Linked DNA regions of Homo sapiens: region 2 is linked to region 1. Evidence: chromatin loops called from intact Hi-C (ENCODE). Cell type or tissue: B cell. All regions are shown on one strand. Links, peaks and the distances in the headings refer to the core of each region. The heading gives the core; the rest is flanking DNA.

Region 1 (15,273 bases), core at 4,513-12,512:
GACCTGTTCTTCATACTGCAGGACATACATGCTGATATTGTTTGGGCAAACTTATCCTGAGGGTATTTACCACTCTGGGAATATATATTTGGAATGAAGATAAAATCATCTTCCAACCTGCCCTGTGACAATCTCATCTCAGAACTTCAGATCTAAGCAGGTGATTAAGGTCTCCCACCAGGCAGGCTGAGAAACTGTTTAGAAACCTGAGTAAGGTGGAACAGTCTAGATTCAGTTAGTAGTCTCTAACTCAGTACCCACAAAGGCAGTATATGTGTCGGCCTTATGTTTTTTTTGCTGTTTCTTTGGGACTGTTATCTGCAAAATCTGAGTGCTAACCTAATGTCCTGGAGATGCCAGGTGGAGGGTATTCGCCCTAAGCAGTAAGAAAAATAGTCTAACACTGGCTCTTCTCTCTCCAGGCTCTTAGAAAGGAATTCCAGACAGGGCTTGGAGGCTTCCCATTAAAGTTCTTAGTACTTTGTACTAGTGAAATGGAAATATGTCCTGACATGGCACAGAAATGACAGAAGACTGGAACCAGGCTAAGCCAGACCAAGCTGAGTGACACACCTTTGCAGTAACTGAATTACGTCGCTTCTCCTTCCCCAGGAAGTCTGACGGCTACCAGGCTCACCTGGGTTGTGATTCCACACCATCCCACCTGGCCAAGGCGCTAGACTAGGACTCATGCTTGACTAGCTCTTGGCGGGAGAAAGATAAGGCACCACGTTTATAGATGAAGGAGGAATCTCTCCATTTTCTTTAGGCTTTCCTTCTCACTGATAGCACCTCCAAAAGGATTTACTACCATCTTTTCTGAACCTTTGGGGAGGGGGTTTCTGGGAGATTCTAACAGTACTTCTCTCTCACTTTTACTGGTCAAAACCTGACAGCTACTTGGGGGGCTGAGGCAGGAGAACTGCTTGAACCCAGGGGCCAGAGGTTGCAGTGAGCCAGAATCATGCCACTTCACTCCAGCCTGGGCAAAAGAGCGAAACTCTGCCAAAAAAAAAAAAAAAAAAGGCACCAGAGAGCTCTCTTGCTATCTGTCACATGACGACACAGTGAGAAGGCTGCCATCTCATAAGCCAGGAAGACAGCTCTCACCAGAAACTGACCCTGCTGGACTTTGATGTGGGACTTCTAGCCTCCAGAACTGTGAGAAAATACAGGAAGGTTTGAGTGGACAATGAATGAGAAAACATAGCCATTATGAAAAGATTAAGGTTTCCCTTCGACAAAGGTGGCAAGGCAATTAAATAGGGAAAAAATAGTCTTTTCAACAAATGGTACTGGGACAAGTAGTTATCCACATGCAAAAGAATGAAGTTAGATCCCTTCCTTATACCACACATAAAACAACTCGAAATGGATCACAGATCTAAATATAAGGTCTAAAAACGATAAAATTCTTTTTTTTTTTTTTTTTTCGAGAGGGCGTCTCGCTCTGTCGCCCAGGCTGCAGTGCAGTGGTGCAATCTTGGCTCACTGCAAGCTCCACCTCCCGGGTTCACGCCATTCTCCGGCATCAGCCTCCCGAGTAGCTGGGACTACAGGCGCCCGCCACCACGCCCGGCTAATTTTTTGTATTTTTAGTAGAGACGGGGTTTCACCATGTTAGCCAGGATAGTCTCAATCTCCTGACCTCATGATCCGCCTGCCTCAGCCTCCCAAAGTGTTGGGATTACAGGTGTGAGCCACTGCGCCCGGCCCTTAAAAACTGTAAAATTCTTAAAAGTAAATCTTCATGACTTGAGGTCAGGCAGTGATTTCTTAGATAAAACACCAAAAGCACAAATGAAAAAGAAAAAGTGGATCAATCTGAAGTTTAAACTGTGCTGCAAACAATGCCATCAAGAAAGTGAAAGGACAATCCACAGAATAAGAGAAAATATTTGCAAATTTTGTCTGATAAGAAACTTGTACCAGAATATATAAAGGACTCTTATAATTCAACAATAAATTACACACAAATAATACAATTTTTAAAAGAACAAATTATTTGAATAGACAAGAACAGATACTCAATATCATTAGTCATTAGGGAAATCCAAATCAAAACCACAATGAGATACCACTTCACACCCATTAGGATAGTGATAAAAAGAGAATAGCAAGGCTGGGCACAGTGACTCATGCCTGCAATCCCAGGAGTTCAAAACAAGTCTGGGCAACATGGGGAGACCCCCATCTCTACAAAATTACAAAAAAAAAATTAGCCGGGTATGGTGGCGTGTGCCGGTAGTCCCAGCTACTTGGGAGGCCAAGGTGGGCAGATCACTTGAGCCTAGGAGGCCGAGGCTGCAGTGAGCTAAGGTGGAGCCACTGCACTCCAGCCTAGGTGAGAGCACAGACCCTGTCTCAAAAACAAACAAACAAACAAACAAACAAACAAAACAATAACAAGTGTTGGCAAGGATGTGGAGAAGAACTCTCATACATTGCTGGTGGAAGTGTAAAATGGTACAGCTACTTCAATTTATAGGAAAGGTCCAGAATATGCAAATTTGTAGAAGCAGAAAGTAGATTCATGGTTGCTTAGGGCTACAAGGAGGGTTAGGGAAGAATAGGGAGTGACTGCTATTGGGTATAGGGTTTCTTTCAGGGGGAACACAATATTCTAAAGTTAGATTGTGATGATGGTTGTACAACCCTATGATTATACCAGAAAACATGAACTGTACACTTTAAGTGGATGAACTGTATCATATATAAATGATTATGGCCTCCTTGGCCCCAGCAGTTTTTGAGCAAGCTGCTTTCTCCAACCAGTTCCACACAGAATTAATGTGGTGATTCCCAGGGTGATTCACTCACCAAGAAAACTTTTCTAAAGCTTGCATATGTTAGCAATGCTGATGGCAGTAGGAAAAGGAGCTCACTGGGCCATGGACTATCCTATAAATTACAGAAGCTGGAGTTTCAGGAGCTTCTGGAGAGAGAGGGCTCTGTGGTGCAATACCACAAAAGGTGGCAGAGATGACGAGTGAGACTGGTGCTGAAGGGCACATGCTCAGGAAGGACTGACCCTACCTGGAGGTGAGAAGAGTCCAACTCATGGTAATATGTATGATATACTTAAGTCAAAAGTTCTGCATGTGGCAAAGGATGTCAACTTTTGGCTGCTGGAATAGGATGTTGAGGGGGGTGGCAGGGTTGGTGGATGAGAAGAAAGTTTCTCTTATTCTCAACATCCTTTACCAATTTATTTTTCCAGCAATAGTTGGAGTTGCCCACATTATTCAGGGAAACAGAATTGGGAAGAGGATTTAAAGAAATATGGGTAGTAATAAGGCCCAAGGAAGGGGAAAGGAGTTCTACCCACAGACAGAACTTAGTGGGAAAAGAGAATGTAATTTCTAACCAAACCTCTAGCTTCTCTGAAACTTGAACTAAAAGCTCCAAGACAGCAGGTACCAAATTTATTTTGCTCACCAATATTTTGTCCAGTTTCACTGTAAGTAGCTTTTGCTTCTGGAGATCCAGAATCACTAGCTATCCTCCCAAAGTATGAAAATAAAAATTAAAATGTTTTATCCTCATCCCAGGAAAAAAGGTGGCTCAGACATGAACAGCTGTCCTCCCAAAGAAGGAGCAAAAGTTGACACTGATGACAATAAAGCTTTTCTTCCTCTTAAGTCATATCAAGAGGCTAGAGGAAAGCTTTCTGGCATTCCTTTTTTAAGTAATCTAATACCTTCTAAAAGTAAGCCTAGGTTTTGTTTGTGTGTTTGTTTGAGGGTGGGGAGGATGAGGTGAGGTGTGGGGGAATGTGTTTTATTCTGATACGGGGCCTCTAAAGCCACTGAATTAGAAAGTCCCAAAGGGGAAGGAAAAATAAATAGACAACATCATAGTAAAGAGAAATTGCTAAAGCCAGCCACAGTGAGGGATGGCACTGTGCCCAATGCACCTTTAAGAGCAGGAATCTGGGCCACCCTCCAATGCAACTGTCAACTTCTGACTGCAGAAGATAGAGGTCACTTATACAGGCTGAAGCAAAATGAAGTGGATAGATGGAACAGTAAGGATGAACAGTAAACCGGCTGGGGATTTCTTGGTCCATTGTAAACTTATTCTCTCTGACTCATGACTCTGCAAAGCAGCTCTCTTTTCCCAAGTGCCGGGTGGTTGTTAACTGAGACACATAGTTAATGTCGAACTTGCATTAAAGATAAGCATGGAAATGTTCCTTTAACAATGTAGGCAATATAGCTTAAGAGAAAATGTGGACCAGGCACGGTGGCTCTCCCCTGTAATTCCAGCACTTTGCGAGGCTGAAGTGGGAGAAGTGCTTAGCTCAGGAGCACAAAAAAAAAAATTTTTTTTTTTTAAAATTAGCTGGGCATGGTGACATGTGCCTGTTGTAGTCCCAGCTACTCAGGAGGCTGAGATGGGAGGATGATTTGAGCCAGGGATGTCAAGGCTGCAGGGAACCATGATCACACCACTGCGCTCCCTAGCCTGGGTGACAGAGCAAGACCCAGTCTTAAGAAATAAAAAAAAAAGAAGAAGAAAAAGAAAATGTGGATTCCTCCTCATATCCAATATAAAGCTAAAGCAAATCCTCCAAAATGCAATCTCCCATGGACAGAAGCATCTACGAGTCTTTAATGAAACAATAAATAAATAGTTTCATTCAGAAGCTCAGAACATGGCGATTGTTTCATTACTGAGATACCTGAAGGAAGCAGGCTATCTCTAAAAGCTGCTATGTACATCTTTCAGGCAGAACAGGGAAAAACAAGCAAAAGTTGTTTTTGTAACTCTCATTCCAAGGAAGGAGGAAACATAACTGTTATACTCAATACGCGCACACGCGCACACACACACACACATATATGTATGTATATGAAGATTCTTGAAGGTTTCACCCTAAAACTACTCTTATAAGACTACCAGATTTACATTAACGAGTCTGATTGTGGGTGAATTTCTCAAGCTTAGTAAAAAATTTGGATCTTAAGCTCCAACCTCATTAAGAGCTGTAGCCCTGTATTTTCAAATGCTTACTAAATATTTACACCTGGATGTCTTGCTTTTGTTTACCTGGATCTCTTCACATAGAATGTTATCACCACTAAAAAGCCTAAGTCATCTTTTTCCTTGAAGGCCCAGTTAAAATACCATTGCTTCCCCGAACAACATGGTTCATACAGAAAACAGCAAGGCTTTAGAGAAAGGAGATTTGAAAAAATCTGGATTCCTCCACTTATTAACTGTGTGACTTTGGGCAAGAGACCAACCTCTCTGAGTAGTAGTTTCTTTGGTTGAATTTCACTTCCAAAACTTTCCTCTCTGTTTTCCTGTATACCATCTAACTAGCCCTAAGGAATTTTTTTTCCCCCAAGGCAGCTTCCCTTTTCCTAGACCAGTCCAGTGATATACTACTATGCAATATACTACAGAGTATGTTCTCAGGTATCTGAGATTAAAGACAAGAAAACCATCATATTCGTAATTGCTTTTACCTGGGAAACCTTCAGGCATACAGGTAAAATACTGGCTTTTGAGAAGGGGTAAAGGTATGACTGAGTGTATGTGGCAGTAGTTAAAATGGTTCATCTGAGGTTGAGTTATTTAATTTTAAACTAACATTTCTTTCACCTTCAGAATTGCCTCACAGACTCCCATTTCATGCAGTACTAAGCTTCCTTCTTCATGGAGTCAATGAATCTTCAGCCCACCCAAATCACCAACAACAAAAAAAGCAATTTCCCTTGATGCCTGTTAACAGAAGTGCATTACAAGCCTCAAAGACTCTGCTGATTAACATTAAACAAAATAAAACCTCAAGTAAGAATACCTTCTAACCTTTTCACTTTGAAACTATCTAATCAAAACATCAGCAACTGACCTGTTAGGATTATCCTTCTAACTTACCCCCTAAGGTTTAGGTCTTAACCCTTTCAGGACAATTATTTCCCTCCATAAATTATACTACTGTCCCTGTGGCCATTCTTTTCAGGACCAAAGACACAAAAATGGAACCTTAGTTAGTATAAAAGGCATTTTGACAACCAGCAAGAAGGATAAACTACTGACCAGTGCATCTAGTTGCTTACTTTACCCAATGATCCAATGTAAATGGAGAAGAATGAACCACAAGTGTTGAAAGAACCACAAAAGTCAAATGGACCATCTACATTTCCATAAAAGGCATCATCACTTAATCCATTCCCCTTATGTCTACTTTTTATTAAATCTTTCAATAAATGAAAAGAGGCTCCAAAACTTTCCTAAACATAAAACACCTATAAGATTATCCTATCGTTGCTCAGATCCATCACTCTGTGCTTCTGACTACCTTACTCTGTTCTCTAGTGGCAGGTCCGAAGTTACTGGCAGAGTTCCTGGGGCTACAGAATGAAAACCTCTAATAATCTTTGGAATTGGTTTTCCTATTTCCCTTTTCCTGGATTTCCTATTTCCAGAAGCAAGGCTCCTCTACACGCTCAGAAATGCCAAATGAATATAAAGGAACAAAATGGCCTATAAGAAAATGTGTATTAGATGTTCTGTCCCTTTTCAGAACATAAGAAAATCCTAACACATACCTAAGAGGAATTCTGAAGCACTGGAGATAAGCTCAAAACCCCCAAAACTGATCTAATTTTGATTAATGGTGAACATTCCAATCTCTTGAATATGAATTAAGAACTTTTTAAAAACTGGCATGAGACAAAAACCTGAAATATTTTAATTACACCTCATTCCCATTAGCCCAATTAATCAATTTATTATAAGACACTTAAATTTTAAGCATGGGAGAGCAAGAAAATGAGCAATTGACTAGTCTTCTTTTCCCGTCACTTCAAAAATAAAGGCGAATTGGCTGGTCACAGTGGCTTATGCCTGTAATCCCAACACTTTGGGACGCCCAGGTGGGAGAACTGCTTGAGGCCAGGAGTTCAAGAGCAGCTTGGGCAACATAGTGAGACCCCCATATCTACAAAAAATTTTTTTTAAATTAGCCAGCATAATGTGCACACCTATAGCCCTAGCCATTCATGAGGATGAGGCATGAGAATTGCTTGAACCCAGGAGTTTGAGGTTACAGTGAGCTGTGATCATGCCACTGTACTCCAGCCTGGGCAACAGAGCAAGACCCTGTCTCTAAAAATAAAGGGAAATTATTTTAGTGGATCACATGCTAGACTGAGGAAGGAGGGAAATATTCTGTGGATCCCATGCCAGTTAGAGAAAAAGAGGCATATGAATCCTAAACTAGACTAGATGAGCCATACATAATACCTCAGTGGTGGAGGAGGAGGATCTCATGTGCACAAAGGAGGAAGAAACCTGTCAAGATTTCCCAGTGGTCCAGTGTGGGCCATATGGATTCCATACTAGATAGCAGTGGTCCTGATGTTCACATACAGGAGAGATGAGAGGGTGGGCCATATGGATCACGTACTGGTTTTCAAGTACTCCAGGAAAAGAATGAAATTAAAAGACACGGAAACAGGCTTATACTCCATCCCAGGGGGACCTTTTAGAACTCCTCAGGAAAGGCAATCAGCAAGTCTGCCAAAGTAATTAAGCAAACGAACATTTACCATAAAGCCCACATCAGTTAAGTGAACAAAGATGAATCTTATTACAGTGCACTGTCAGCTCTGAGCCTGCAGGTGCTAACCACTGAGACGTGGCGTTACTCGGCCCTAGCTGCTCACCCACCCACTGTGACAGAGAGCTTCGCCCTTCTCGTCAGCTCTGAAAAAGCAGGCTGCTTTCACCTGCTCCAGCACTGACTTATGTTGCTTTCAGACAGACCCTCACAGAGATGGCTTCCTATAAGAAGCCTGGGTGTGGATACTGTGGCAGGTGGTAGGGTTGGCTACAGAAGGGAGGCTTGAGAGGTAGAGAGGATGGGAGAAAGCAGGGGGGCTGGGTAGCAGTTATGTCAGTGAGGTAAAGAAAATGGGATAGTTTGGTAAATCAAGAAGTAAATAAAGAATAAACAAGCTGCCCAAAGTATTGAACCGTTCTGCCTAAGTGAAGTTGATAGTCTCTCTGAAAAGGGAAGAAGTTAAAACTTCATTGCAAAATAGTTTCTCCTCAAGGAAAGAAATATTACTAGGGAACATCGCTTTTCTAATGTTAATGGCAGCCTCAACATCAGCTTTATTAATGAGTTAGCACCAAAGCTAACAGGGTCAGATTTGTTGAGACCTAATCAGTATCTATTATTTAACAAAATCCACTGCTTGCTAGAATAAATGAATACTTATCAATTATCCTAAGATTTACAAATGGCACTTGAAGCACCTTTTGGCCCTATTTCTTTCTGCAAATAATTTTGAGAGTCAAAATGAAAGCCCCAAATTGACCAAATGCCAACCAACTACATCAGAGACCCAGAAAGCTTTTATTCAACAGAAACTCTCACAAGGGGAAGGCTGTTAAGAGTAGCTGTGAGACAAATTCAAAAAATCATATAACTAGTTTAAAAAGCCAAAGACCATATGTCTATTACTCAGAGGAACAGATATGAATAGACAGAAGTAGGTAAGGTCCCTGTGTCCAGAAACCGATACATCTCTAACTTATTATGGAGAAGAAATCCTAAAGACATTGCTGGGAGACAGATACAACCAACCAACTGAAGAAATGTCACTTGTGGCACTTCTGGGCTGGGCTTGTGACAGAAAATGATGTTGGAGGTCTCACAGCAGATGCACGCACAGGCACTCATACGTGCGCACTTCTCTTCAGGTCTAGAACAAGAGCAAACAAAGAGCTGTGGTAGAAAGTGATTTGCAACCTTACTTTCTACCACAGCTCTTTGTCTGCAACAGGGCCTGCAGTTTCCTTACATTCAAAGGCAGCGGGAGGTGGGAAAAGGAGGGGAAACTAGATGACTGCTACTCAGAACCAAGCAGCGCTGCCCAGGAGAGGACTTAATGGGAGGATAAATTTGGGGCCTGATTCTTTGACGGCACCTCCAGTAATAGCTAGTAAAGCAGGGGGTGAGAGCCAGCTCCAAACATTCATCATAATAGTGCAACAAGATGAAGGTCTTTAGGGGAGAGTCGATGAGATTCCAGAGTAAGAAAATGAAGCCCATGCGGAGGGTGAGGCGGTTGGCTCTGGCAGATTGTCTCCACAGGAGGCTGGTATAATTGTTTTATGCTCACAAAGAGGTTATTAGCTGCCATCTCTTCAATATACCAGAAAGAGCAGTAAGTTTTCTTCCTCCTGAAAGGTGACGCTACCAAAAGGAGAAATTTAGTTTTAAAGTAATTAAAGAACTTTGTTTATGCTATAAGCACTGTTTTAGAAACAGAACTTCTATATTTTCTCCTCTCTTACTCTGCAAATTGACTGCTTTCTCATATAGTCAAGGAATCTCTGTCCCTAGAAGGAAGTTCTACAGTATCTGAAGCTAAAGGTTTGCCAGCACTGCCAGTGACTCTTGATAATTCAGTTTGTTTGACAAACATATGAATACCTATCATGTGCAGGCACTACGCTAGGCAATGAAGGTTGTGAATAAAATAAATCCCAGAGATCAAGGAGTTCATAAATGGAAAAGACACACACGACAGACAGATAATTTCATTATGATGTGGTAAAGGCTAAGGCAGACAAAGAGTAGACAAAAGGTATCATGGAAGCACAGAGGAGGGGTGCTTAGCCCAACCTGCAGGCTTAGAAAGGACATTCTGAAGGACAGGGTGCTTGAGCAGAGTCTCAAAATATGAATTAGTTTATAATTAGGCAAGGAAAGGTGAGAATGTGTGGGCACATTTTCTTACAGGGAAGGAGACTGATACCGAACTTTTACTAAATCAAACAAAAGAAACCTTACTAGTTAAAAATTAGGTTCATGCCTTCAACAAATAGTCAAATTTTTCCAGTAAACTAAAGATAAAAGTTATAGCTTCCTTTCCCAGTGTCTCATTTTAAATATTTTCCATCTAAGGGGAAGCAGGACAACTTTTGTGAAAGCCACAAGACCTCTGCCTGTTGGGGTCCTGTTTACACCTGTTTGCTCAGTACTGACTCAAAGATGCTCATGGAGACAGGCCAGGGCAGGTTCTCTACCTCTTCTCCCCTAAACTAACTGTAAACACAAAGCAGTTTTCTAAGTTGGAGGCAGGTCTTTCAGGCTCCCATGGGAGTAGATGGATCTCAGCTGTGCCGTGCCCGCCCTCTGCGGCTGTCAGTCTCCAGCTGGTGATGCAGCTGTTCCACTTAAAGCCACACTGAAGCCTCCAGTCTCTGATCTCCACCAAACCACACTGACGACACTAAATGGCTTGGCTTTGCAGCTGCCTGTTATAAGAGTGTCCTTGGTTCTCTTTTGGCTTATAAGATTAATAATATACATTTGGGAAGGTCCTCAGTGAGAAACACAGAAGAGAACCTTTAATGCCACGAAGAGCCTGAGCAAACACCTTACCGCCAAGAGCAGTAAGGCGTCCAAACACCTACACCAGTGGCATGTGAAACAGCCCCAGAACACACACACATTCCCTCAGCAGGGCCTCTAGCTTACATAAATGACAGCAACACAGCACTCAGCCAGTGAGGAGTTTTTTTTAAGGCAGCCTTAAAATCCCTTATAATTCAGTGAATCTGCAAAGATAAAAATAGCACTAATTACTTTGACTTGTTACTTAAAAAAAGAAAGAAAAACAATGCATAATGCTATCAATAATTTACTTCAAAGTGGCTTTAGTTGTCTCAAAGCCCCATTTTGGATAATTAAAGCCTTTCGGCCGTCTTCCTGTTACTCTGGAGGGAATTGGAAGTCAGTAAATTCTACAGTGTTGGGATTAAAAAAAAAAAACTCAGTTGGCTGGGCATGGTGGCTCATGCCTGTAATCCCAGCACTTTGGGAGGCCGAGGCAGGCAGATTACGAGGTCGGGAGATTGAGACCAGCCTGGCCAACATGGTAAAACCCTGTCTCTACTAAAAATACAAAAATTAGCTGGGTGTGGTGGTGTGCACCTGTAGTCCCAGCTACTCAGGAGGCTGAGGCAGGAGAATCACTTGAACTCGGGAGGCAGAGGTTGCAGTGAGCCAAGATCACGCCACTGCACTCCAGCCTGGGGACAGAGAGAGACTCCATCTCAAAAAAAAAAAAAAAAGAAAGAAAGAAAAAACAACTCAGTTCATCACTGAGAAAGGGACTCTAACAATTTCAAAGCATACTTCCTGGCTATACTGGATTAATCCAGGAGCTATTAAGACTATATTTCCTATTGTCTGTTAAGATCTGAAGCAGACTTTTATAACGGGGCTCCACAGACACATTTGGGAAACACAATCAGAAGCAAAGTCCTATAGGACTTCTTAGGCATCTCAATATCCATTTCTGTAGCTTAAGACCTCAGGTCAGGTGATGATTCTGGAAGACAATGATGGCAATGTAAAGGCCTTGGAAGATTAAATCATTCATTCTGCTATCCACCCATTCACTCAACACTTATCGTAACATATTGGATTGTGCTGGGGCAGGAATTACGGAAGTAAAAAAGTCATGGTCTCTGTCCATTTAGTGATGGACAGACATGTAAACAACCATACCACAATGTGATAAATGCTACAAGAGAGAAATGTACAAAACCCTTTGGCAATGCAGGTGTGAATCATTCTCTCTCAAAGAATCCAGGAAGCTTTCAAGGAAGGTTACATCTGGGCTAGATTTTGAAGCATAAACAGAATTTTGGTAGGTGAAAAGTGAAGAGGGAAGACATTCTAGGTAAAAGCATGTGCAGAGGTATGAAATTTGAGACTCTATGGCCAAGTCTAATTGGGACAGATCTTAGGATAGATGGGAGAGTGACAACAAATAAGGCTAGAAAGGTAGGTTGGGATCAAATGTCATGCAAAAAGGTCTGGACATTATCCTATCCCTATCAATGATGAAGAATCAAGCAAGACTTAAAATCTGGTGGTTTCCTAATGAAATATTTCAGATGTACAAAAAGGTGCAAAAAAGAATACGCTGAATGCTTATATACCTACCATCTAATTGTAGAAAGAATTATAACTACCTTTCAAACCCTCCATGAACCCCTTTTTGATTGTCTGTCCGTCTTTTCCCGGAGTATCATTCTTATACAGAGTGTTTATCCTTTTACTAAATACAAACGTGTCTCTAAATAACATATCACTTTGTGTTCTTAAATGTTACGTACATGTTACATTCTGCACCTTACTTTTTAATGAATATTATATTTGTGAGACTTATTCTGATTTGTTTAGCTCTAGTCCATCTTCAGTGTTGTATCACATTTCATTGTATAAATATACCACAATCCATTTTCCTGTTCATAGAAATGTAACTGGTTTCCTTTTGTTTTTTCTTTTGGTATTTATTTTGGATTAATACTGCAATCAACGTTGTTGTTTATACATCCTTGTTTGAGAAAGTTTCTCAAGGAAATGTACCTAGGGGTGAAGTTACTGGGTCATAAGGTTTGGGCAACTTTGACTTTATTAGCTGTTGCCAAACTGCCCTCAAAGTGATGCTGCTAACATATACTCCCACCAGCAGTGTAAAGACCTATGCTTCTGAAATCCAACTTGTGACTGAACAAATTGAATAGTGGCTGCTATAAGAAAAAGTCTGAAGGCAAAAAGAACAGTTAGGAGGCTCTTATAACATGAGAGATTATGAGACCTTGAAATAAAATAGTGGTTGTAGCATTGGGGAAGAAGAATTTACTTGAGAGATATTTAGAAGGCAGGGTTGAAAGAACCTACTGACTGGGTAGCAGACAGAGAATTTAAAGTAACTGAGATTTCTACTTTAGGCAACTAAACAGATGATGACACCATTAATTGGGAAGGTAAACATAGGAGAGAAAAGTTCTTAAATTGTAGGGGTAGGGCAATAAGGCATTTTCTTTGGAATGTCAAGTCTGAAGTACTTGTGGGACCTCTGGGTAGGGAATGACGTTCAAGAGGCAAGACCATGCTGGTAGTAAAAACTGTGAAGCCTGTTCACCTAGGCAGCTGTGAAGAATCAGATATGTAGCTTCAAAACAGTTAAGGGCAAAATAAACAGCACTTCCTACCAGTTAACACCAGTTTCTCTATTCTAGGAAAAAAACAGTCACTTACATGCCCCATGATACAAGGTACCCTCCCCTTGAACTAATTCTATATCTGACTTTCCACCTGTCTAGACTAAAGCCTTCAGTTTAAGATGGAACAAGCAGGGATGAAAGAAGACAGTTTCGTAACACTAGTCTTCAGAGAGCTACCAAACTGGTGCTTTAAATGTCTACCAACGGGGAGACGACCTGACATCCTGTTTGACAAAGGTAACAAGCTTTGGTTCCTTTAAGTTCCTATTTAGATACATTTATAGATATAATTTGCTTATATTTTGAACTCCTTGCTCTTCTAGATCTATGGAAAGGTATTTTTTAAGCAAAAGAAAAGTATTTACTGAGAAGTTATAGTGAATATATAATATATCTTCATTTTCTTCCTAATTTCAACAAAGTGTGAATAGAAGCTCAGGAACTGGGATAACTGTTTTTGTCTTTGTTTTTGTTTTTTTTTTTTTTTGAGACAGGGTCTCACTCTGTCGCCCAGGCTGGAGTGCAGTGGTGCAATCTCAGCTCACTGCAACCTCCGCCGCCTGGGTTCAAGTGATTCTCATGCCTCAGCCTCTGAGTAGCTGGGATTACAGGCATGCGCCACCACACCCAGCTCATTTTTTTGTATTTTTAGTAGAGACAGGATTACTCCATTTCAGCCAGGCTGGTCTCGAACTCCTGACCTCAAATGATCCACCCGCCTCAGCCTCCCAAAGTGCCGGGATTACAGGCGTGAGCCACCGTGCTGGGCCGGGATAATAGTTTTGATTCCACAGTTTCATCCTAGTGGTACACAGAAATAGCTGGGAATCTATTATACTACCAGAGTCAGGCCTGTTTTTCAGCAGTAACCGATCTTGGAAAATGCAAGGTTAAAACCCAAGGTAGTATCCTAATAAAACAATGTGTTGATTTCTCTATTTTTAGAAATCAAGTATAGGAAAATAGTGGCTATAGAAACCAGGCTAAACCCAGCTCCCATGCCGCACTTCAAGCCCTGCAGTAACAAGTCAACCATCCTCATCCCTTGCCTTACAGTGTAAGGAATTTTTAGCCAACCCATCATATCTGATCTTCCTCTAGACCCGTCCTGTAGCCACCAGCCACATGTAGCTCCTAAGCATCTGAAACATGGCCAGTGCAACTAAAGAACTGAATTTTAAATTTTATTAATTTAAATGAAAAAAACTAAAGTAGTTTAAATTTTGTTCCACTAAATACAATTGTATTGTTTTGGTAGGGCTACATTTCACTTTAACTGCTGCATTGTATAAGATATTACTGCTGTATTACAGTACATGTGTTGGGCAGGTGTGTTGTTTCTAGTAATGCATGTAAATACATCATCAATCTAGTTGATGTCAATGGATTCAGTTAAAATGACTTACTTTTTACATATTAATTTAACAATGTAATATATTTACTTAATATTTTATGTGATAACGTGAGTTACAGCATGGTTTCTCAACATGAGCACTACTAACATTTGGGGCTACTTTGTTGCTGTGGCTGTCCTGGGCACTGTAGAATGTTTAGCAGCATAGCTGGCCTCTACCTACTACATGCCAGTAATACATCCTCCTTTCTCCAAGTTGTGCCAACTGAAATATAGCAAATGTCCCCCAGAGGGTAAAATCATATCAGTTGAAAACCACCAAGTTACAGTTATGATTACATAAATCAGAACTGCTAATTAAAGTAAAATAATTACCACTGTGGGTTTTTTCTTTTTCTTTTTTTTTTTTTTTTGAGACAGAGTTTCGCTCTTGTCACCAAGGCTGGAGTGCAATGGCGCAGTCTCAGCTCACTGCAAGCTCCGCCTCCCGAGTTCAAGCGATTCTCCTGCCTCAGCCTCCTGAGTAGCTCGGATTACAGGCATGCACCACGTCACCCGGCTAATTCTGTGTTTTTAGTAGAGAAGGGGTTTCACTGCATTGCCCAGGCTGGTCTCGCACTCCTGACCTCAGGCGATCCACCCGCCTCAGCCTCCCAAAGTGCTGGGATTACAGGTGTAAGCCACCACCCCTGGCCCTACTATTATTTTAATTATAATTAAATTTTGTTTCTAGTTTTAAAAAGTAAGTATTGAAAGATTTTTAAATTTAAAAGTGAAGGCACACTATGGACACAGAATTGAGTGGAAATGCAGAAGATAGTACCATGTTCAGAACAGAAAAGAAAAAAAGAGACCAGGGCTGGGCGCAG
Region 2 (15,273 bases), core at 3,390-11,389, 85 kb after region 1:
CAGAGGAAGAAATACAGAAGAGTAACTACTACTGGGTACAGGATTTCTTTATGCAAGGGTCGATTGAAAATGGTCTAAAATTAGTTTGTGGTAATAGTTGCACAACTCTGTGAATATATTTTAAAAACACTAAATTGTATAATTTAAAGCTGCTTAAAAAAAACTCTGTGGCCTACGTTTTCCAAATATTTGTCAAGATATGCAATTTACAGCTTTCACGGCAATGTTCATTTCATATATTCTATAACTAGGTATGCTTGGATTCTTGATTAAGCCATTAAATGTCCACTTTAATAGCCTATGTTAGGTGGATAAATTGATACTCTTCATTTGAGAGGATTAGCTTTTATATTTCCTATTTTCAATTTAAATTCACAAATTCAACATTCAATTAACTATGATCTCAGCCCTTAGAATCCCTAGTGTATAGAGGTTTCTAAATGGCCTAAAATGCAATGTCTTAACTAAATCCAGATTCTAAGTCTCACTTTGTCATATCCTCGCTGCCTTAAAAGTACTTAAATTAGGACTTTTTTAGTTAAGGGAGGGTTTGGTCAACCACAGGCCCAAGGCTTGGACTGTACCCCTCTGGAACTCCAGGCTCATCACACAAACCAAAAGGTTTAGAAGAAACTGTCAGACCTACCCTTTTCATTCATTCATTCAACAAATCTTGACTGTATACCAACTGAATGCTATTGCTTAAGTCTTATTATACTAAGCTATAAAGTTCCTAGAAAACTGAACCTAGGTAAACTGCTAGTTTCAGGTAAATGAAACCGGCTCCTCCTTTTGTCTTTCGGGGGTTTTGTTTTGTTTTTGTTTTTGAGATAGAGTCTCACTCTGTCACAGTGGCTGGAGTGCAGTGGCATGATCTCGGCTCACTGCAACCTCTGCCTCCTGGGTTCAAGTGATTCTCATGCCTCAGCCTCCTAAGTAGCTCGGATTACAGATGCCTGCCACCATGCCTGGCTGATTTTTATATTTTTAGTAGAGATGGGGTTTTACCATGTTGGCCAGGCTGGTCTCAAACTCCCAACGTCAGGCGGTCCGCCCACCTCAGCCTCCCAAAGTGCTAGGATTACAGGCGGGAGCCACCGTGCCCAGCCTGAGACTCTTTCAAGTTCTATGGCTATAACCCGAGACAAAGAATATCCCAAGACCCTACTGACTTTAGCAGACACCACATTAATCTGTGGGGTATCAATCTGACAGCTGACGGAATCAAGCTAAAATAGGGGTAGCTACTACTATAAAGACACATGCACATGTATGTTCACTGCAGCACTATTCACAATAGCTAAGACATGGAACCAACCCAAATGCCCATCAATGATAGACTGGATCAAGAAAATGTGGTACATATACACCATGAAATACTATGCAGCCAGAAAAAGGAATGAGATCATGTCCTTTGCAGCGACATGGATGAAGCTGGAAGCCATCATCCTCAGCAAACTAACACAAGAACAGACAACCAAACACTGCATGCTCTCACTCATAAGTGGGAGCTGAACATTGAGAACACATGCACACAGAGAGGGGAACAACACACACTAGGGCCTGTTGGGGGGTTGGGGGGTGAGGGGAGGGAACTCGGAGGATGGGTCAATAGGCCATGGCACGCATATACCTATGTAACAAACCTGCACATTCTGCACATGTAATCGTTTTTTTGTTTTTTTAAGAAGAAATAATGAAAAAAAAAGAAAAAGAAAAAAAACAGGGGTAGCTAATTTCTTGGGCTTCTTACCAGAGGAGAAAAGAAGAAAGCAGAGAAAACACTACTAACCTCTCTCTGCAGAATGAGAGCCAGAGACACCAGGTAGAGGAATTAAAATGCCTAACAACTGACCAGGCTTGGTGGCTCACGCCTGTAATCCTAGCACTTTGGGAGGCTGAGGCAGTAGGACTGCTTGAGGCCAAGAGTTCAAGACCAACCTGGCCAACATAGTGATAGCCCGTCTTAAAAATAAATAAATAAACAAAATGCCTAACAACGTACCAAGGATACAAGTGAATTGAACTAAATTTATAAGCTAAAGTCCTAAAATTACTCTTCTCCAGATATTTTCATAGCACTCCGAATAATAAGCCTCCATTGCTACCTTATTAGCTTATTCTACTTGCTCCATTATTCACATCTCTCTCTGTTCTTCTCACTCCCTAAGTGGTCTTGCAGGAGCCTCTCAGACAGAATTTAGTAAAAACTATTTAAACAGTACTCTCTTAAAAGACTTGGGTACAGGCCGGGCATGGTGGCTCACGCCTGTAATCCCAGCACTTTGGGAGGTAGAGGCGGGTGGATCACGAGGTCAGGAGATTGAGACCATCTTGGCTAGCACGGTGAAACCCCGTCTCTATCTAAAAATACAAAAAATTAGCTGGGCGCGGTGGTGGGTGCCTGTAGTCCCAGGTACTCGGGAGGCTGAGGCAGGAGAATGGCGTGAACTTGCAGTGAGGTGGAGCTTGCAGTGAGCCAAGATCGCACCACTGCACTCCAGCCTGGGCGACAGAGCGAGACTCTATCTCAAAAAAAAAAAAAAAAAAAAAAACAAAGACTGGGGTACCTTCAGCAGTGATATTAAAAATATTTTACAGGCCGGGTATAGCGGGTATAGTGGCTCACACCTGTAATCCCAGCACTTTGGGAAGCCAAGGTGGGTGGATCACCTGAGGTCAGGAGTTTGACACCAACCTAGTCAACATGGTGAAATGCCATCTCTACCAAAAAAAAAACACAAAAATTGGCCAGGAGTGGTAGTGCAGGCCTGTAATCCCAACTACTTGGGAGGCTGAGGCACAAGAATTGCTTGAACCCGGGAGGCGGAGGTTACAGTGAGCTGAGATTGCGCCATTGCACTCCAGCCTAGATGCCAGAGTAAGACTGTCTCAAAAAAAGAAAAAAACATGTATTTTACAAACCGTACAGAAAAATAATCTATAAATCAATACATACATGGAAAAATTTTAAGTCATTCCCTTTTATTCTCTAATAAACTAACCTTGTGATATTGTAAAAAGGGTCCCCAACACCCAGGCCATGGACGAGTACTGGTTAGAAACCAGGCTGCACAGCAGGAGGTGAGTGGCAGGTGAGCAAGGGAAACTTCAACTGTATTTACAGCTGCTGCCCATGGTCTGCATTACCACCTGAACTCTGCCTCCTGTCAGATCAGTGGCAGCATTAGATTCTCATAGGAGCACAAACCCTATTGTGAACTGCGCATGCAAGGGATCTAGGTTGTGGCTCCTTATGATAATCTAATGCCTCATGATCTGTCACTGTCTCCCATCACTCCCAGACAGGACCATCTAGTTGCAGGAAAACAAGCTTAAGGCTCCCACTGATTCTACATTATGGTGAGTTACAGAATTATTTCATTATATATTACGATGTAATAATAACAAATAAAATACACAATAAATGTTATGCACTTGGATCATCTCGAAACCATCACTGCCCCCAGATCTGTGAAAAAATTGTCTTCCATGAAACTGGTTCCTGGTGCCAAAAAGGTTGGGGACCACTGTTCTAAAATATATATTTGGTCTTCAACCCTGTTTCCTGACATACAACTCCTAAAATCCTTAGAATCTCCAAAGTGATGTCTGTTTGTATGTTGAGGTGACTGACGGCTGGCCTCCCCTAGGTAGCTTCAGAATGAGGGTTGGTCACCAGGGAGACCAAGGCATGATTAGCGAGCTGGGCTTTCAGCCCTAGCCCTGACTTCCAGGGAGAGAAGAGGGGCTGAAGGTTAAGTTGATTACCAATGGCCAGTGGTTTTTATTTTATTTTATTTATTTTTTGAGACAAGGTCTCACTCTGTCACCTAGGCTGGAATGCAGTGGTGCAATCACGGCTCACCGCAGCCTTGACCTCCACGGCTCAAACCATCCTCCCTCCTCAGCCTCCCAAGTAGCTGGGACTACAAGCACACACTACCACACCTAACTAATTTTTGTAGAGACAAGGTGTCACCAAGTTGCTCAGGCTGGGCTCAAGTGATCCATCTACCTCAGCCTCCCAAAGTGCTAGGATTACAGGCATGAACCATGGCCAGCCAATGGTTTAATCAAACATGCCTACATAATGAAATCTCCATAAGAAACCAAAAGTACAGGGTTTGGAGAGCTTCTGGATAGCTAAACACATGGAGGCCTACAGGAAGGCGAACAAGAATTCATCTACGTGCAGGGAGGTTGGCACACCCCAACTCCATGGGGTCAGAAGCTCCTGGGCTCCAGACCCTTTCAGACCTCACCCTATGTATCTCTTCATCTGACTGTTTATATGTTTCTTTAAAATATCCTTTGTAATAAACTGGTAAATGTGTTTCCCTGAATTCTGTGAGCCACTCTAGCAAATTAATCAAACCTAAGGAGGAGGTTGTAGGAACCCCAATTTATAGCCGGTCCATCAGAAACACAGGCAAAATAACCTTGGGCTTCTGATTGGCTTTGAAAGCCAGGGGTAGTCTTAGGGACTGAGCCCTAAACCCATGGGATCTGAAACTACCTCCAGGTAGATAGTGTCAGAATTGAAATACAGTACACCCAGCTGCTATCTGCTACAGAACTGATTGCTTGCTTGGTGTGTAGGGACTAAACCCTCCCCACATTTGGTCATAGAAGTCTTCTGTGTTGATTGTCGTTGTTGAGTGAGAAAACAGAAAAAACACTATGTTTTTTTACACTCATAAGCCTGTACCAAAATTGCTTACCAAGTGACATAAGTTGCAATATAAATCATCCTAATTGTTTCCAAATAATTTGCTGATTTTTAGAAATTGTGATGTGATCCTGTTTGATACAGTTGTCACTTAATGATGCCCTTGTTTGAGCATGATTTGCCTTAGCAATCTACAAACTCATCTGTCAATTTTCCCATGAACTTGAGAGTCATGAGGTTCCTGGTGCTAATGGCTTTGTTGCAGCCAGCAAATGTGACTAGATGCTGCCCATACATGACTACCTATGCACACACAGTACATTCCTGAATGCCAGCACCTCTCGTATGGCCTGGGTCTGGACGGCCTATATTTGGCCCCCTTTGATAACGCCATCCCACCAACACTGAGCCACTCCAGAGCACCAATGAGATGCGACCTACATCCCCAACCCCTGCGGCCATCTATCCACATCCACTCCAGCACTGCTCCTAGATTCTGTTCCTGTCTCCACAGTCACCAACAGGTGACATCATTAGCCTTGTGGTTTCAATAATTTATACTATTTATCAAGCAGAATGAAAATTTTAACCACTGCTATGGCCTTAAAAATATATATATATACTGGAGGCCAGGCACAGTGGCTCACGCCTGTAATCCCAGCACTTTGGGAGGATGAGGCAGGTCGATCACGAGGTCAGGAATTCAAGACCAGCCTGGCCAAGATGGTGAAACCCCGTCTCTACCAAAAATACAAAAATTAGCCGGGCGTGGTGGTGCTTGCCTATAATCCCAGCTACTTGGGAGGTTGAGGCAGAGAATTGCTTGAACCTGGGAGGCGGAGGTTGCAGTGAGCTGAAATAGCACCACTGCACTCTATCCTGGGCAACAGAAAGAGACTCCATCTAAAAATATATATACACACACACACACACACACACACACACACACACGTGTACATATATATACACACATGTGTACATATATAAATATAATGTATATATACGTGTACACATATATGAATATATATGTGTGTATATATATACGTATATATGTATATATATACGTATATACATGTATATATACGTGTGTATATATATGTGTATATACGTATGTGTATATACGTATATACACACGTATATATACATGTATATACATATATATATACAGATCGCATGGGTTTATATATACACATATATGTATACATGTATATATAATACGTATATATACATACATACATGTGTATATGTGTGTGCATATATATATACTGGAGGCCAGGCATAGTGGTTCATGCCTGTAAATCCCAACATTTTGGGAGGCTGAGGCAGGGGGATCACTTGTGGCCAGGAGTTCAAGACAGCCTAGGCAACACAGCAAAACTCCCATCTCTACAAAAAATATAAAAATAGCCAGGCATGGTGGTGCAAGCCTGTAGTCCTAGTTACTCATGAGACTGAGGTGGGAGGATTGCTTGCACCCAGGAGTTCCAAGTTAGAGTGAGCCATAATCGTGCCACTGCATTACATCCTGGACGACAAAGCAAGACCCTGCCTCTAAAAAAAAATTACACACATAGGCCAGGCGCGGTGGCTCACTCCTGTAATCCCAGCACTTTGGGAGGCCGAGGTGGATGGGTCACCGGAGGTCAGGAGTTCAAGACCATCCTGGCCAACATGGTGAAACCCTGTCTCTACTAAAAATACAAAAAATTAGCCGGGTGTGGTGGTGGGCACCTGTAATCCCAGCTACTCAGGAAGCTGAGACATGAGAATCATTTGAACCTGGGGGGCGGAGGTTGCAGTGAGCCAAGATCATGCCACTGCACTCCAGCCTGGGCAACACAGAGACTCTGTCTCAAAAAAAAATAAAAATAAATGAAATAAAATACACACACACACACAAACACACACACACATATGTATGTACTGGCAGAATGACTCTAAATTTAGTGCTTCTTGTGGGGCTTCTTTCATGCTTGTAGCAATTTCCTATTTCAACACAAAATGAGTTCCACTTTCTCCTGAAATCTTCCTGTAGGACCCACTGAAGTCTGTACCTTTCTTCTGATGCCTACCTACAGGTTTGGAAATATGTGACTTAAGAAGAGTCCAAGTTTTCGATGTAAGAGTAACTTAAAGGAAAATTTACTCTCCCAGAGACTATATCCCCTCACTCCCCAATCCTGTGGTGGCAGTGAGAGTGGCAGCAAGAATCAAGGAGTACAGCTAGGAGGTGAAAGTAATTGGTTCGGTTTTGCTACCTCTTAACTGCTCCAGGCAAGACCTTTCTTTTTTTTTTTTTCTTCAGTATAAGCACCTTCCCCCATCATTACCTACAGCATTCACACACAGATGTGAAATTGTTTCATTTCTGACCCAGATTCTGGCTTTGAGTATTAAGTCTTTCCAAACTCCATATTTCTTCATATTTCACTAGGAAGATTATAAACTTATCTGAAATGGCAGAAATTCATTTTGCTTTCAATTTCTCATTCTGCTGTATACTGCCGAAAAGGGGTACATAATGAGAAGTGAGAGCAGCAGCCTGGCCTGCTGCCCAGCTGGAAGCAGGAAGTTCACCTGATAAGGACTTGATGCTTCAAATTCTAAAAACTGGAAAGGGAGCTAGAAGTGGGGGAAGGAAGATCTGGAAACATGCCCAGGGGTAGTAATGAAGAAAGTGAATTCAGCCTGAGGGTGGGACCTTCTGCCCAGCCTCTGTCAACTTGATGCCTCGTTATCTTCTCCATCTTCCCTAACCCCAGGGCAGTAAATTAAGGAGCAGGTGGAAAAAGCGCCTAAGAAAGCAAGGCAAGATAAAAACTCTTTTGAGGGTGAAGTTATGAACAAGGGCGAGGAGGGAGTTAGAACATTTGGGTAGACCAGGTTCATTGGCTAGAAATGTGGGGGTTTGGGTAAACAGATAATATACCTGTAACTTTACAGTAATGAACATACAATCTTATCATATCAGCCCCACCTTCAACTGTTCCTCATCATCCACTTAATCTTGGGCAAGCTTTTTTTCTACTCTCTTATCCTCCCTCCATGCACTCTACACTCTAACCACCTGGAATTATGCTCTATTCTCCAAACATACCACATTTTCTAGCCTCCAAGCACCTAAACATGCTGGTCCCCTACGTGGTATGTCCTTCCCTGACTCCTCCACACAGAAAATCCCTAGTGTTTCTTCATGACTCAGGTCAAATGCAACCTTCCGATATCTTCTCTAATGCTCCAGTCAGCATAGTCACTCTATACAAATCTTTCCTCCATCACTTATCACAGACATGATTAAGAGAACAGCCTCCGGGGTCAGACATGAATTTTAACCTTAGTTATGCAGCTTACTAGCTGTGCAACTGTGGTACCAGCCTGCAAGATGGACCCCAATCTGGTATTCACACACTCATATAGTCCCTTTCCACATTGCAACAGGGTTGGTCTGTGTGACCATTAGAAATGATATGTTACTTGAGATTAGGTTATACATGATACTATGGCTTCCATCCTGGGCTCTCGCTCCCCTTTTCTCTCTTAGATTAACTGCTTTGGGGAAAGACAGCTGCCATGCCTACCAACCCTACGGAGAGACCCACGTGGTGAAGAACTGAGGCTTACCAACAACCATTAGGTGAGCCTGAAAGCAGATTTTTGAGCCCCAGTAGAATCTCAGATACTTGCTGCCCCAACTAACCTGGTCATCATCTTATTTTAATAAAGTTTAAGCCTTAAGGTTTTTTTTAATTCTTTGCCACTTCTGCATTCTTCTCTTTAACACTCTTTAAGAAAAGCTGTGCCACGTTAATGTGATCCTCAAGTATGCATATTACCTTTATTCCTTAAAAAGCATCCTTTTGAGAGGCCCTATGCCAAAACTATCCAGTTAAGTTTCTCCTGGATTCCTGAACCACAGAAACTGTGAGGTGATAAATGTTTGTTTTAAACCACTACGTCTAGGGTAGTTTGTTACACAGCAGTAGATAACTAATACACCTGGGAATGTAACAGTTCAGAATTTATAGTAAGAAAATTTGGGTTCAAATCTAGGCAATGATGCTTACTAACAGAATAACCCTGGGCAAAGTAATTAATCTCCTGAGCCTCAGTTTCCTTTCTTTTAAAATGAAAAAATTGAAACTACAGTAATACGTGTTACAAAGTAAATAGCACATCCTAAAACTAGGATATAAAATAAGCCAGAAATAAAGTCCATAGCAAAAACAAATCTGAACCCTAAGATAATGAAGTTCAGGGACCCCAGCTAAAATAAGCTGAACACTCATCTGTTAAGTGTTATAAAAAGCAACTGTTCATGGTCTTTGAATTGAAATAAAGGATCAGACTTACTTCTAAACACCCAAAAGGTATGGAAAAATGCAAACTGCAACCTACTTACCTAAAAGTAAAATTTGTATCATTATTTCAGACCTACGAAAGCAAGACTATATAGTTTATAAGCAATCTAAGAAGCCGGAAGGTTGGGCACAGTGGCTCACGCCTGTAATCCCAGCACTTTGGGAAGCCAAGGCAGGCAGATCACCTAAGGTCAGGAGTTCTAGACCAGCCTGGCCAATGTGGTGAAACCCTGTCTCTACTAAAAAATACAAAAATTAGCCAACATGGTGGTGCGCGACTGTAGTCCCAGCTACTCGGGAAGCTGAGGCAGGTGAATCACTTGAATCCAGGAGGCAGAGGTTGCAGTGAGCTGAGATCATGCCACTGCACTCCAGCCTAGGCAACAGAATAAGACTCTGTCTCAAAAAAAAAAAAAAAAAAAAAAAGCAAGCTAGAGGTCTACTCTATTTAGACTGAAATCCTTTATACCTCCCTAGATCCCAGGCCTGGCACTGCAATGGGCTTTACTCAATTTGCTGTTCACCAAATTACCCTCTTGCCCAAAAATCGGAGGGAGCAATTCTGATGTCACACTCAATTCAGATGTTTTATAAGGACTAAAGATAATATACATATTTGAGATCACATTAATGTGGCACAGCTGTTCTTGGGTGTTAAAGAGAAGAATGTAGGAGGAGTGGCAAAGGAGAAACAAAACTCTTAAGGTTTAAACTTTATTAAAATATGATAATGGCTAGGTGTAATGGCACACACCTGTAGTCCCAGCTACTTTGGGAGGCTGAGGTGGGAGGACTGCTTGAGCCTAGGAGTTGAAGACCAGCCTGGGCAACACAGTGAGGCCCTGTCACAAAGTAAAAAGAAAATATGATGATTCTGAGTTGCCTCCAGTTGTGCTCATTATAAAGAATTGTGATGGTCGGCCAGGTGTGGTGGCTCATGCCTGTAGTCCCAGCACACTGGGAGGCTGAAGTGGGCGGATCACCTGAAGTCAGGAGTTAGAGACCAGCCTGGCCAAGATGGTGAAACCCCATCTCTAGTAAAAATACAAAAATTAGCAGGGCATGGTGGTGTGCACCTGTAATCCCAGCTACTTGGGAGGCTGAGGCAGAAGAATCACTTGAACCTGGGAAGCAGAGGTTGCAGTGAGCCGAGATCATGCCACTGCACTCCAGCCTAGGCAACAGAGTGAGACTCCGTCTCAAAACAAAAACAAAAACAAAAACAAAAAACTGTGATGGTCAAACAGTTCTCCTCAGGAGGCAGGACTCTCCCGGCGAGGCCACTGGAGACATAATCTGCCCAGATAATAGGGCTCCAGCTAGGCTGTCAGGACAATGTAGGCTAAGAATGGATCAGAAGCGCTATCTCTCTCTAAATTCGTCCTACCTAATGCGAAAGCTCAGAGACAACTAAGTGGTCTGCTGGTATTGCATATCTTTGATTACAACAGACCCCTGCGATCACTATATTCATGTGTCGGCTCCCTCTTCATGCAGTGTGCCTAGAAGTGATCATGCGGATATGTGCAGAATCCACATTGTGGTTTGTGCTTATTACCTCTTCTGAAAAGATGTACAGATCCAGGCCAGAAAATGTTCCCTAACACTTCTCCACATGCAAATGTGTTTTTCTTAAAGTATACACAGACCATGAACTTTCTTTTTTTTTTTTTTTTTTTCCCAGACAGAGTCTTCGCTCTGTCGCCCAGGCTGGAGTGCAGTGGCACAATCTCAGCTGACTGCAAGCTCCGCCTCCTGGGTTCACGCCATACTCCTGCCTCAGCCTCCCAAGTAGCTGAGACTACAGGCGCCCACCACTGCGCCCAGATAATTTTTTGTATTTTTTGTAGAGACGGGGTTTCACCGTGGTCTCGATCTCCTGACCTTGTGATCCGCCCGCCTCGGCCTCCCAAGGTGCTGGTATTACAGGCGTGAGCCATGGCGCCCGGCCTACACAGACCATGAATTTTCTAACATTCAGTTCTTTAAAATAGATTTGTACACATTAAATGTGTACATATTTGTACTTACATATAGAGATCCATAGGAAACTCCTTCATCATGTGTGTTACAATAAACTCTACCATCAGGTCTGAAAGGGGAATAGAGAAAAACTGGATCAATTACAATGGAATTCATTTCTTGTCTTTGAGTTGGAAAAAAAGCTTCTGAGTACACCTTGCACTCACACTGAACGGCATCCACTAACCACATCTTTATTCATATACACTTATTTTATATAACGCATTTTGTGTAACACTGTTCACCACCTGCCACTTGTAAAGTAATAAGAAATTATTTCACTTGCTGACCTCCAGAAGGATACCCTGACCTGCCAATAAATTCAGATAAATGGAAAATTTCATTGTATAGATATTTCATCCCATGGCATTAATGCAGACTGCCAAAGGGAAATCATATTCTGAGACTAGACAATGAAGCAAGCTCTGAGAAGAAATTATGGATCACATTTGTGTAACCAGAGACTCAGCTCTAAAGCTATGTCAGTCAATCTCATCTTACTATCATGCTCAGTTAGACAGATATTGACTGAAATGGGCTGTGGGGCTTTGGGTCAAGAGAGGCTTATTATACAGCCTTAATTACTGTTTCTAAAATTAAGTAGATTTAGAAACTGGGGCTGAATATCCAAGTGAAATGGGATTAAGAATTCAGCTAATTCCCTGAGGAAAATGCAGAATTCTGGACAGACAAAATTACCCAAGATACAGCCCCCTACCTGTCAACTCAGTCAGCCTCATCTCAGTTTAATATACTCAGGGGAAGTTTTGTATATGTAAACCATGAACTTCAAGCCTCCTGGCCAGCCAGCACATCAATTCAAACCAAGAAAGGATGGGAAGAATTTGAAATCTTTTTTTTTTTTGAGATGCAGTCTCGCCCCAGCTGGAGTGCAATGCCGTGATCTTGGCTCACTGCAACCTCTGCCTCCTGGGTTCAAGCGATTCTCCTGCCTCGGCCTCCTGAGTAGCTGGGATTACAGGCGCACGCCAACACGACCAGCTAATTTTTGTATTTTCAGTACAGACAGGTTTTCACCATGTTGGCCAAGCTGATCTCAAACTCCTGACCTCAAGTGATCCGCCCACCTCAGCCTCCCAAAGTGCTGTGATTACAGGTGTGAGCCACTGCGCCCAGCCTGAAATCTTGATCATGTATCTTGTAAATCATGTATCAAGTTTAGACACAGCCATTTGTCTCACTGGAATGACTTTTTTCTTTGAACAACAGGACCCTTTTATTGACCACTCTATAACTGGGGTTGCTTTACCAAACACAACAATAAACATGATTCTTAGGCCAGGGAAAAAACACAACTAATAATTTATTTGCGGAAGAAGCACATCAAACAGGTTCTACTCTTCATCTTCATCATGAAAGCCTATCGCTGTCACAGAACAATGTCAATGTTGATGATACTCACTCACCCAGTACTGCACATACTAAAGGACGGCAGGGAAGATTCTTGTCTGCTGCCTTCTTCCTGTGTCTCATAGGCTTCACACCAAAAAAATGAAGAAAGGAAATTAGTAGACACCGGCACTGACATCCAATGGCCCATCATCATGTTCCTTGTGCAAATAAAATCACTATTACAGGGATACTTCCTTTTCTTTCTCTTTTTCACATGGTGGGAGAGGAATGAGGTAGCATGGGATGAGGCGGGGAAGGGAGGACTTGTGAATGCTTCAGTTATCAATGCACGCCTGTTACAAAATTACAATTCACAACCTCAAAGGGCACTAGAGAATACTACAATGGGAAAACTGTTGGTTTTACTTTGCTTTTAGTTATATAAGTGGCATTACTAACGACAAAAGAGGTACACTGGTGTTTTTCTTTGACGATAAATAATAATAATAAAAAAAAGAGGAAGTGATGGTGCCACCTATAGAAGCAGCAACAGTAGTAGTTGCAAAAAAATAAAGAAAGTTTTACATCTAAACCTCAATGTAATTTTTTTTTTTTTTTTGAGACGGAGTCTCGCTCTGTTGCCCAGGCTGGAGTGAAGTGGCACGATCTCGGCTCACTGCAAGCTCTGTCTCCTGGATTCGCGCCATTCTCCTGACTCAGCCTCTTGAGTAGCTGGGACTACAGGTGCCTGCCACCACACCCGGCTAATTTTTTGTACTTTTAGTAGAAACGGGGTTTCATCCTGTTAGCCAGGGTGGTCTCAATCTCCTGACCTTGTGATCCCGCCTTGGCCTCCCAAAGTGTTGGGATTACAGGTATGAGCCACCAAGCCCGGCCCTCAATGTGATATTTTTTAACATACCTCCAAGCTTTAAGAAATTCCCTGATCCTCCATATTCTATTTGCCCACTTCTCAGATGAACAAATCTGAGCAGCAGCTAGTCTTAGCCACTCAAAAATTATACTACATTTTGAAAACAAAAGGCTTAGAACCATTTCCTTGCTGAAACCTATATTATTGAAATCCAGTATCAGGCCAGGCGCGGTGGCTCACACCTGTAATCTCAGCACTTTGGCAGGCCAAGGCGGGCAGATCATCTGAGGTCAGGAGCTGGAGACCAGCCTGGCCAACGTGGTGAAACCCCATCTGTAACGAAAATACAAAAATTAGCCGAGCGTGGTGGCAGCCACCTGTAATCCCAGCTACTCAGGAGGCTGAGGCAGAAGAACTGCTTGAGCCCAAGAGGCAGAGGTTGCAGTGAGCAGAGATCACACCATTGCACTCCAGCCTGGGGGGGAGAGAGAGAGAGAGAGACTCTCCCTCAAAAAAAGAAAAAAAAAAAAAAAGAAATCCAGTATCATTGCCACGCTTGTGAATCTTCCAAAACTCTTGATTAAGAAACAGCTCCATGACACACAAAAATCCCAACAACAAGCATGGGTCTGTTGAACAGCCGTCATGCAAAGCCCTTTGGCACAACTTTCCACCCACATTTGTTCTAGTAAGATCAATTTCATCCCAACCCTGCCGACATACAAAAAATTTCCTCTAAGAAAAAACAAGAAGCAAAAGAAACACCTACCATTCTATGTAAGTTTACTCGAAAATTCATGTTGTCATCATGCAAAAATGCATTGGCATATTGATCCTAATAAAAATATAGAGAAAAAGTAAGAAGCGAGAGCTATATTTAAGAAACTGTAATCTATCACACTTCGTACAAATCCTTGGACTTTGAGAACTACTTTCAAGGATCAGCTGGACAGCTAATAGGATGAGCCTAGAGCCTTATGTCAAACCCTACTTAAGCCATGAGATTTTTCTTTAGTGTAATTTCCCAGTGTATCTCTAACTGGTCAAAAATTTCCAAGCAAAAACAATAAAAATTAAGACGCAGGGACTTAAGGCAGATGCTGAGAGGAATGAGAGTAATCTGTTTTCCTATTCCCTCTTCCGTCCCATCTGCCCAAGGAGCTGGCTCTGTTTGTGATAGTTTAAGGTTTTCACAGAGGCTGCAGGATTCATGTGCAGGCTCCACATGAGGGTTTAGGAGCAAGAAGAAAAATCTGTGCTCTGCTGGGAATGGGTTCAGCCCAACAGAAGCAAACTGCTACACAGGCAGCGTGGAAGCAGGCAAGACCCTGTCTATTCCGGGCTTTCCTGAAGACTGACAGAAAATCAAAAACCTCTTACCATGGATTAGTAATAAACATCCCTTGGCCCTTTCCCAATACCTTTTCTGAAGATCTGACAAGCCTACAGACTCCAATTACAAGGAACTGTTACAATTTGTGAAAAACAACTCCTTTAAAGATTTTCTTAGAAAGATTTTTGAAAAGCAATTATACCAGGCCCACTGCTAATAAGCAGCTCTTCCATAACCAGCCACCCCTAATCTTGTGAAAAGGAGGTCATCTTTCCACAGAGAACATGAAGAGAGAGAGACTGAGAGAGATCTCTACTTCATGTGGAATATCTTCACCATTTTTCTTAAGAGAGAAAAGAGCAGAGTGGGGAATAGTAAAGGGGGAGGTTGAAGCTATAAATTTAGCTCTAAACTCACTCAAGTTCTGCCATGCCTGTGTGTCACCAAGATACATGGTGAGTTTGAACCTAATTAGTCCAACCAAAAGTGGCTTCTTAAAAAGCCAAAGCATCTCTTCTTTTTTCCCCTCAGCTCTTGTTCCTCGGCAAACTGCAATTACTGAGTTTCCAATTCCCCTCTCTGGCTTTACTATCCACCCCTTCACCCCATCACAGGAAACCTGAGCTCCTTTTTTATTTTTTAAACTGCTCCACTGCCGAGC

What was found. A loop is a pair of places that touch in the nucleus more often than their neighbours do. Peaks named below come from ENCODE experiments on the same cell type or tissue, not always from the same donor. Only the 100,000 strongest peaks of a DNase experiment are listed, where the experiment ranks them.
Region 2: it touches region 1 in a loop (2.6-fold over the local background); 2 of 110 quality-filtered maps call a loop at or near these places.

Annotation. Positions count from the first base shown.
Region 1 is chr10:101,893,864-101,909,136 of GRCh38, forward strand. All of the region lies in intron 23 of ARMH3 (armadillo like helical domain containing 3), which reads right to left. LOC124902492 (a long non-coding RNA gene) reads left to right here and starts at 10,783. Exons shown (of 2, transcript XR_007062269.1): 1 at 10,783-13,287. RefSeq lists enhancers at 8,444-8,603, 8,603-9,266 and a silencer at 14,797-14,846. In B cell, for the core only: CTCF peaks have their summits at 7,622 and 7,822; DNase peaks (open chromatin) are centred at 7,678 and 10,188; H3K4me3 peaks cover 385 bases; H3K27ac peaks cover 5,509 bases.
Region 2 is chr10:101,979,490-101,994,762 of GRCh38, forward strand. ARMH3 (armadillo like helical domain containing 3) reads right to left here. Exons shown (of 26, transcript NM_024541.3): 17 at 14,049-14,114; 18 at 12,480-12,549; 19 at 11,062-11,122. Among named protein-coding and RNA genes, the nearest start is that of ARMH3, 69 kb to the right of the region's middle. In B cell, for the core only: no CTCF peak of the experiment used is centred there; a DNase peak (open chromatin) is centred at 7,192; H3K4me3 peaks cover 1,017 bases; H3K27ac peaks cover 5,730 bases.